2 separate regions of the Homo sapiens genome follow, and region 2 is linked to region 1. A link is an interaction called in ENCODE POLR2A ChIA-PET data of the cell type or tissue named here. Cell type or tissue: PC-9. All regions are shown on one strand. Each heading gives the region's core, and the rest is flanking DNA. Links, peaks and the distances in the headings are about the cores only. Region 1 overlaps RIPK4 (receptor interacting serine/threonine kinase 4). Region 2 has its middle 25 kb from the start of LINC00111.

What was found. ChIA-PET counts read pairs that join two places held together with the same protein. Peaks named below come from ENCODE experiments on the same cell type or tissue, not always from the same donor. Only the 100,000 strongest peaks of a DNase experiment are listed, where the experiment ranks them.
Region 2: POLR2A ChIA-PET joins it to region 1 with 5 read pairs; 8 of 35 experiments call an interaction of 5 or more read pairs at or near these places.

The regions. Positions count from the first base shown.
Region 1 is chr21:41,759,535-41,763,926 of GRCh38, reverse strand. The region is part of intron 1 of RIPK4 (receptor interacting serine/threonine kinase 4); the gene reads left to right. Among named protein-coding and RNA genes, the nearest start is that of RIPK4, 5.3 kb to the left of the region's middle. RefSeq lists enhancers at 24-318, 1-361, 1,063-1,696, 1,697-2,331, 2,332-2,966 and 1 more. In PC-9, for the core only: no CTCF peak of the experiment used is centred there; DNase peaks (open chromatin) are centred at 336 and 2,246; H3K4me3 peaks cover 4,000 bases; H3K27ac peaks cover 4,000 bases.
Region 2 is chr21:41,652,087-41,656,478 of GRCh38, reverse strand. No RefSeq gene overlaps it. Among named protein-coding and RNA genes, the nearest start is that of LINC00111, 25 kb to the left of the region's middle. In PC-9, for the core only: no CTCF peak of the experiment used is centred there; a DNase peak (open chromatin) is centred at 2,368; H3K27ac peaks cover 561 bases.

The DNA of each region.
Region 1 (4,392 bases), core at 311-4,310:
AGTTTGGAGAGAATAAAGTGATCCCAAAGGCCCCGTTCCTCCCCTACCAGCCCCCAGCTAAGGGGATGCTCAGAAGAAGCCAGTGCCTGCGGGGCGCCGGCTGGGAGACGCTCCTGCCACATTCAGCCCTGGCTGGTCGGGGCGAGCCTGAGCAAACCCCAGGTTTGTAACAACAGAGCTGACGATTGGACAAGCCCGTTTCTTGTCAGTTTTAAAAATAGCCGTGTGGGAACCCCTCCGAGGCTCCCTGGGAACATAATTGGATTGGTGTGCAGAAGGCCTCGCTGAGAGGCATCAGCTAACAGATGATGAAACACATTTTCCGGCTGCATTTTCCTGAAGGTAGTTGCTAGGTTTCTCCTTCGGAGCTCTTTGTTACCTGAGCGGTCTCACCGTCTCCCCCACCTCCCTGCTTCTCACTTTTCCCTTCGTTTATTGCTTCTCCGCTTGCACAAGACCATGTCCCGGGGCAGTTCTTTCCCCCTTTCCAGGATGCGTGCTTGCAGGGGAAACCGCAGCTGGCCTGGTCCACAGGTCTTTGGAATTTCTGAGCCTGGAGAAGAACCTTGGGACTTCTTTAGAAGTTCCTTTTAGAGATGATTGGTGTGATGATATTTCTCGTATTTCTCGCTACTCCATTGGCCTCCCTGGGAGGGCGAAATACACTTTGGCTAGCCCTAAATGAGGAGAAAACCGAATTCATCTAAGTGCTACTCACCGTATCTTTAAAAAGTTGAACCCCAAGTTAATCCTAATTAATGCCCAGAGATTTTTCATGTGGAACCCAAAACAGGACCCAGGACACTTTTGCGGGGGAGGGGGGGCTTTTCCCGTTCCTGCGTGGAAGCAGAATTAGCAACGCTTTCACCAGCAGCGAAGGAGAGGGGAATAGGATGCCACCCCCTCTGAACTGTGCCTAAGCGTAGCTGCGCTTGGAGCAAGGCACAGTTTTTAGGTTGTGTTTTAATTAACACCGACGAGAGGGGCTTCTGGTCAACCCAGAAACGTTGACTTCACTGTCAACAGTAAGAAATGCGATTTGGAGACGGTGCGAATGTGACTGTGTGATGTTCTGTGCTCCCTGGCCGCCACCCCAGCACCTAGGCTGGATTCGGCATCTCTCCACGTGTTAAAATGATAATAGTAATAAATCTACAGTTCCTTTTGTGTGGTCATCAGAATAAGCCAGAATCATTAAAATAAGCCAGAAACACTGCTTAGGAGAAAAAAATGTATTAAAAAAAATAGTGCCATTGCTCAAAAGCAATTGGTGGGTTCTTTCTGTGCTTCGAGTACCTGAGCACTTCTTAACCTCCCTGATCAGAAAAGCCTCTTCTTGCAGCTTGTTGCAAAGAGGCCCTTTCAGGCTTATTGAATTGCAAATGCCGCCGGGCGACACCCGACCCCAGAAGGGCTGGAGCTTCCTAAAGCCGCTGGAGTTTCCCAGATGTGCGCCTAGGGAGCACCTGGAGAGGGGCTGGAAGGCGGGGTCGTGTGGGTTTTGGCCCAGTGGTTACTGGATGGTAAACAGTGTGGAAAGTTTCTGAGGACATGCTGGTGCTTCTGAGCGAAATCCAGGCTGGTAGGCAAGGGAGCCGCCCCACCCCCACTCCTGGGCCTCAGATCTCCCACAGGGCGGTCCCGGGACCCCCTTCCTCAGCTGGAATCCTGTCTACCCCAAGCCAGTTTGGATCATGCTGTCACAACACTTTTGTCCACGGAAACAATGACTTTTTTTTTCCAGGACAGCTGATTTTCCTCGAGAAAGTGCCCTCAAATGTGTGGCCCATGGAAGGGGGAAGTCGTGCCGGGCTCCCTTCAGGCAGTTGCGCAAAGCTGGGGTGGACTCCGTTAGGAGATTCTAGCCGGGATCCGCTTTCAGGAGCCAACTAGCAGCAGTGGCCCTTTTTTGTTTGTTTGTTGTTTCTTTTAAAGTAAGGTAAATGGGGTCTCCGTTCTGCAGAAAGAGCCCGGGGCAGGGAGAGTAAAGTACTTGCTGAACTCGGTGCGCTGGGGAGGGGTGTGCACTGCTGCCAGCCCGTAGCTGTTAGAGTCGCCAATGAGCTCACTCTGCAATCAGAAGTCACCGGGGTTTTATGTATTAAGCCCTTTGGGCAAATAAAAGAAAACACTATTTGTGGAGTGGCTCAGAGCTTCCACTTAATAAGCTACTCAGCCTTCCTTTGATTGACATTGTTCTCAGAATACGTGTTTATTATCAGTCAGCTTTGGCTTAGAGAGTTCACTCTCAGAATGTCTACTTAATGTGGAAAAATGACCCTTGCGAATGGCTGGCCTCTAAACACCCGAATTGTCATTTCCTCAAAACCCTCCGGCGAGGAGGGTGTGCCTCACACGGTTGCACAGTGGATGTGGGTCTGAGTCCTACGGAAGGACTTTCGCCAGCGCCCCGGGGCAGAGTGTCCGGAGGAGGGAGGCCACACTGGTAGGGGAGGGGCGGCAAGCTGGCCACATTTGAGCAATCGGAAACAGACAAATCATAACTCTGATTCTTAACAAGACATAAAAGAGAAGCAGCAGCTGGTACCATGTCCCAGTCCGATGGTTTGGAAGTTAGTGGCAGTTGCCGGGTTGGAAGTTGTGCTGGTATTCCTTTAAATAACAAATGAGGGCCTCAGCCAACCGGTGTTCCCAGAGGAGGAGAAAGGCTGGGAGCTGAGAGGTGTCATTTTCCTTCTTTGGTGACCGGTTTCATTTTAGCTGATGCTTGACGTTGGCATCAGGTCCTCGTCTTCCTTTTTTCCCAATGCTCACTGAGACTGGGGACAGGGTTGAGAGTCCCACGATCTGATCTGCACCCCCCATCCCTTGATGGGTCCCAGAGCCTGGCCCAAGCCTGTGGCTGCAGGGAGAGGGATTTCCCCTGGAGAGGGAGGAAGCAGCCGATGGTATGCTGGTGATGGGGCAGCTTTCAGCTCAGCCCAGGGACCCCCACAGGCTAGCACTGCACACTGGTGGGCATCTTGTTTTCCATTAGTTGGTCATTTAACCAGAGCGCTAGGAAAGCAGGCCGTGCTCCCCTAAGTTTTGTCTCATAATAATTTCACGTTCATTCCTGATACTTGCTTCACTTGTTCCCAAGGCCAGTGGGATTCTTTGCTCCTTGAGTGTATTCAGACACACTCGACCTGCCCACCCCCCACACCCCCCAGCTGCTCCTCCTGGGGTGCTCCCGCGTCCACCGTAGAGAGCTGCCTAGTGACCCCTGGTGCAGCTCCAGAGAGGTCCTGCAAGCTTCTCCCCTCCACATGCAGTCAATGGACCCATCCTGCAGATTCTTCCAACAGAGTGTGTGTGCTCTGCTGGCTTCCCCTCTCTGCTTTGCCAAGCCCAAGGGGATCCACAGCGACTGCTCCGCTCTGCTGGCCTCCCGGGTGCCCCTGGACTCTGCGCAGGTCTCAGCCTTCCCGATTCTCTCAGGGGCCCTTTCCTATGCTGACTTCTGACTTTGGATCTCTCTTGATTCTCCATAGCTCCCTGGACCTTCCTTTCAAGAGGCTTAGATTTTTCAACCACACTTCTCTTTTGGGGGTAGTTCGCCATCTTCTTCCTTAGAGGGTACACGTAAACACCATGAAGGCGGGAAAGGGACCTCTTGTCCTTAGTTCTGACATATGGTGGATTCAAGCGAGCACTTGCCAATACACAGAACTGCTTAAAATATAGGTCAGGTGAGTGCTGGGAATACTGAAGTGGTGATTCTGGACAGTAGTAGTTTATTGGCTGAAAATGCACTCACTTGATTTACATCGGGGTTATTCAACTTGGCACCGTTGGCATTTGGGGCTGAGTAATTCTTAGCCTTGGGGCTGTCTTATGCATTGTAGGATGTTCAGTAGCATCCTTTAGTTGTGACAGCCAGAATCTCTCCAGACATTGCCCAGTGTTTCTTGGGGGGTGAAGTTGCCTCTAATTGAGAACCAGTGGGCTATGTCCTGAGACGCAGAGCCCTAGCTGCAGGGCTTGCATTGTTGGGGGGCAGACAGGCTGAGATCTCCGAGCCTTTGGTACCTGTCCGATGTATGGGAATTTCCACAGCAAGAGCTAAACAGTAGGATCCAGGGGTTCCTGCTGGCCTTTCCTGCAGGGAAAGTGTTTTCACTATGGTAAGGGAAGCCTAGGAGGGGCTGAACTCTCGCAGGGGCGGTCAGATCATTAAGAAATGGATGCGTTCTGTTGGCACTGTTTTGGATTCACCAGCAGGCGAGGAAATGGGAGCCACTGAGTGATTTCCCAGCACCTGCTCCCGGGTTTGTCACTGGGAGGAGCAGGCCTGTGTCCGAGCTCCAGAAGAGCCCCCTGCTGTGGCAGCGGACACTGGGTTATAGGCAGGGACTTGGGCTGGACGCTGGATTCTGGGGGAATTGTCTG
Region 2 (4,392 bases), core at 147-4,146, 110 kb after region 1:
AAATAAGATAACATTTTTAAAAAGAGTATTATTTAATATTTAAAATCAAAAGGTTTTAAGAATGAGTGGCCATCATTCTTAATATCTTTTGACTGGTAGAAAGTCACAGTCCTTTGCCAGTTTCCAGACCTGAGCAGGAACCCATGGAATGGAGAAGCCAAGTCCCCACAATGAGATGCCGTAATCTCACCATGAGAAAAGCTGCAGCGATTCCCCAGGCCTTTCCTGGAGGGCCCTGGAGCCATTTTTCAGGTAGTCCACTGGAAAAGGAGCATGTCCAGATCTTTTGGGGGCTGTTGGATTTAGAGTCTGAATTAATTCTGACATCTAGAGATTCAAAGCGCCTTCACGGCTCCTTGCTAGGGTGAGGGTGTATGAGGTGAAGTAATACATGAAGTTTCCAGTTCTCGGCTCATCTCACACAGCAGGTACATTGGGTCCTCTGACCCACCCAGTGGTTGTAACTCAGGTTCTGGAAGGTAAAGTGTTTTTTTTTTTTTTTTAATCCGTGTGTGTGTGTGTGTGTGTGTGTGTGTGTGGCATATACTAAAAATGGAATTTTATTCAGCCTTAAAAAGGAAGTTCTGACATTTGTTACAATATGAATGAACCTTGAGAACATTATGCTATGTGAAATAAGGCAGTAACAGAAAAACAAATAATGCACGATTTCACTTACCTGAGGTACCTAGGGTATCAAATTCATAGAGGCAGGAAGTAGAATGGTGATGATCAGGGGCAGAGGGGAGGAGGAAATGGGGAGCAATTATTTAATGATATACGATTTCAGCTTTAAAAGATAAAGAGGAATTCTGGAGGTAGATGGGGTGACTGTTACATGACATTATGAATGTATTTAGTATTGCTAAACACTACATTTAACAATGTTAAGATGGTCAATTTTGTGGTAGTATTGTTACCACAGTAAGAAACTGGGAAGAAATGGTGCAACTGGAGGTGAGAAAAGATGAAGTAAATTGCACGAGGGAAACGCTGATCAACTTACACGGAGGAGAATCAAGCTACTGTGCAAAACTGAGGAAAGAAGAAGTGAGAGTTAAGTATATTATTTATCATTTCAAAATGAGTCAAGGTAATAACCGGAATCATGCCATCATCAAATATTAAGGAGAATATGAGAGAGATTTGGCAGTGTGAATGAGCTACATTTCATTTTTATTTTTTATTTATTTATTTATTTATATTTATTTATTTGAGACTGAGTCTCGCTCTGTCGCCCAGGCTGGAGTGCAGTGACGTGATCATGGCTCACTGCAAGCTCCGCCTCCCAGGTTGACACCATTCTCCTGCCTCTGCCTCCCCAGTAGCTGGGACTACAGGCAACCGCCACCACACCTGGTTAATTTTTTTTGTATTTTTAGTGGAGATGGGGTTTTACCATGTTAGCCAAGATGGTCTCGATCTCCTGACCTCTTGATCCACCTGCCTCGGGTCCCAAAGTGCTGGGATTACAGGCGTGAGCCATTGCGCCCGGCCTACATTTCATTTTTATATGAGACAGTGAATAGCATTGTTTGCAATGTATAAACTTAATTTAACACAGGGATGGTGGTTGTCATCATATTCCCATCTGATATGGTTTGGCTCTGTGTCCCTGCCCAAATCTCATCTTGAATTTTACCCCCTTAATTCCCATATGTGGTGGGAGGGATCTGGTGGGAGATAATCGAATCACGGGGGTGGTTTCTCCTATACTGTTCTCGTGGTAGTGAATAAGTCTCATGAGATCTGATGGTTTGATAAGGGGAAACCCCTTTCCCTTGGCTGTCATTCCCTCTGTTGCCGCCACCATGTAAGAAGTGCCTTTGCTTTCTGCCATGATTGTGAGGCCTCCCAAGCCACGTGGAACCGTAAGTCCATTAAACCTCTTTCTTTTGTAAGTTGCCCAGTTTCGGGTATGTGTTTATCAGCAGCATGGAAACGGACTAATACACCATCCAATTCACCAGCCCAGCCTTTGCCGAAGCTGGGTGGGTCATGTCCGCGACAGTAGACCCTTCCAATCACAGCTGTTGGGCTGGGTGTGGGGTCTATGCCAGAGATCACTCTAGCCTCTGGTATGACATTTGTAACCATCTGGCTTCAATACCCACCAGAGAGAAGGATCAGAGGCAGTTTTTATTTACATGAGATAGACAACAATACACATGCACCATCTCTCCCCAGGACTCCATTAATTCTGCTCTGTTGCAATATAGCTGGTGGTGACCCAGACCACCCGGACAGTCTGCAGAACACCACAGTGGCCCATTATATGAACCCCATGTTGATTAGACCTAAGGAGCAGGAAGGGACAAGTCCTGTATTCTGAATTCCTTGGCAAGACATGTGCATTCCAAAGGGGAGTAGATAAACTCTGTATTGCTTCAGGGGCCAGCTGCATTGGTTAATTTTTTAGAATGGTTTGGGACCTGCCAGAACATTCCTTCCAAAGTAAAGTACAAGCTATTGCACCTTGCACCTCCTACCATTAAGAAGGAAGCACAGTGCTTGGCAGCCTTTTTGGATTTTGAAGGCAGCATGTGCTGCACCTTGGAATACCTCTCTGACCCACCAATCAGGCGAAGTGGAAGGCTGCTAGCTTTGAGCAGAGCTCAAAGAAAGGAAATGTGTGGCAGGTTGAGGCTCTGGCACAAGCAACCCTATTGCCAGGACCATAGGACTTGGCAGGTTCCTCGTCCCTAGAGGTAGTTGAGGAAGAGGAAGATGTCAGGGGGGGCCTCCAGCACGACCAACGAGGGTGTTGCAGGGCCGACGGCTAGAGACCTGGAGCAAGGCCAGCACAGGTGCAGCAGAGAATTGCACTCCATTCACAGGGCCCCTTCCCTGGGCAGCCTGCTGGGCCTTGGTAGAAACAGAGCATCTACCCATAGGACATATTCGCGCAATGGAATATCTGCACAATGGAACATTAGCCATAAGAAGGCAGGAAGCTCTGACACATGCCACAACACACACGAACCTTGAAGATATCATGCTGGATGAAAGAAGCCAGACACAAAAGGCCACATACTGAACGATTCTATCTATGCGCCCAGAATAGGCTAATTCATAGAGACAGAAAGGAGCTTAGTGGTGCCAGGGGCTGGGGGAAGGAATGGTGGGGCTGAGGAGGTGATGCCTAGAGGGTGCAGGGCATCTTTTTGAAGTGATGAACGTGTTCTAAAATTGACTGTGGTATGTACCCAAAGAAATAGAAATCCTTCTGGCCGGGTGCCGTGACTCATGCCTGTAATCCCAGCACTTTGGGAGGCCAAGGCAGGTGGATCACCTGAGGTCAGGAGTTGAAGACCAGCCTGACCAACATGGTGAAATCCCGTCTCTACTAAAAATACAAAAAATTAGCTGGGCTTGATGGCGGACGCCTGTAATCCCAGCTACCCAGGAGGCTGAGGCAGGATAATCACTTGAACCTGGGAGGTGGAGGTTGCAGTGAGCTGAGATCATGCCATTGCACTCCAGCCTGGGCAACATGAGCGAAACTCCATCTCAAAAAAAAAAAAAAGAAAAAAGAAAAGAAAAGAAATATAAATCCTTTAGAAATATAAATCCTTCTATCATAAAGACACATGCACTTGTATGTTCATCCCAGCACTATTCTCAGTAACAAAGGCAGGGAATCAAGCTAGATGCCCATCAACAGTGGACTGCATGAAGAAAATGTGGTCCATATATGCCATGGAATACTGTGCAGCCATAAACAGAACGCGATCATGCCCTTTGCAGCAACATGGATGGAGCTGGAGGCCATGATCCTAAGTGAATTAATGCAGGAACAGAAAACCAAATACCACATGTTCTTACTTAGAAGTGAGAACTAAACCCTGTGCACATATGGACACAAAGAAAGGAACAGTAGGTGCTGGAGTCTACTTGAGGGTGGACGGTGGAAGGAGGGTGAGGATCAAAACGCTACCTACTGCGTCTCATGCTGGTTCCTGGGTGATGAAATAATCTGTACACCAAACTCCCACGATGCACAATTTACTCAGGGAACGAGTCTGCACAGGTACCCCCTGAACCGAAAACAAAAGTTGGAAAGAAAAACTAATAATAATAATAAAGATAAAATTGACTGTGGCAATGATTGTGTAACTTTGTGACTATACTAAACACCATTGGATCGTACGGTTTACCTGGGTGAATTCTATGGCATATGAATTACGGCTCAATAAAATTATTTTTAAAATATTTTGAATTAAAAAATGCAACAAAACTCCCTACAGTAAGGTGCTAGTAGGTGCTAATGCCTCACATCAAATAAACCTTTTGTCCTCGACCTGGTCCCTTGGCACCGCTTAGCTCTGTTGGGAGGCCCTGACTCCCTCGCTGGCTGGGAGACAGGCCTGGTTATCACCCCCAGTGACTCTC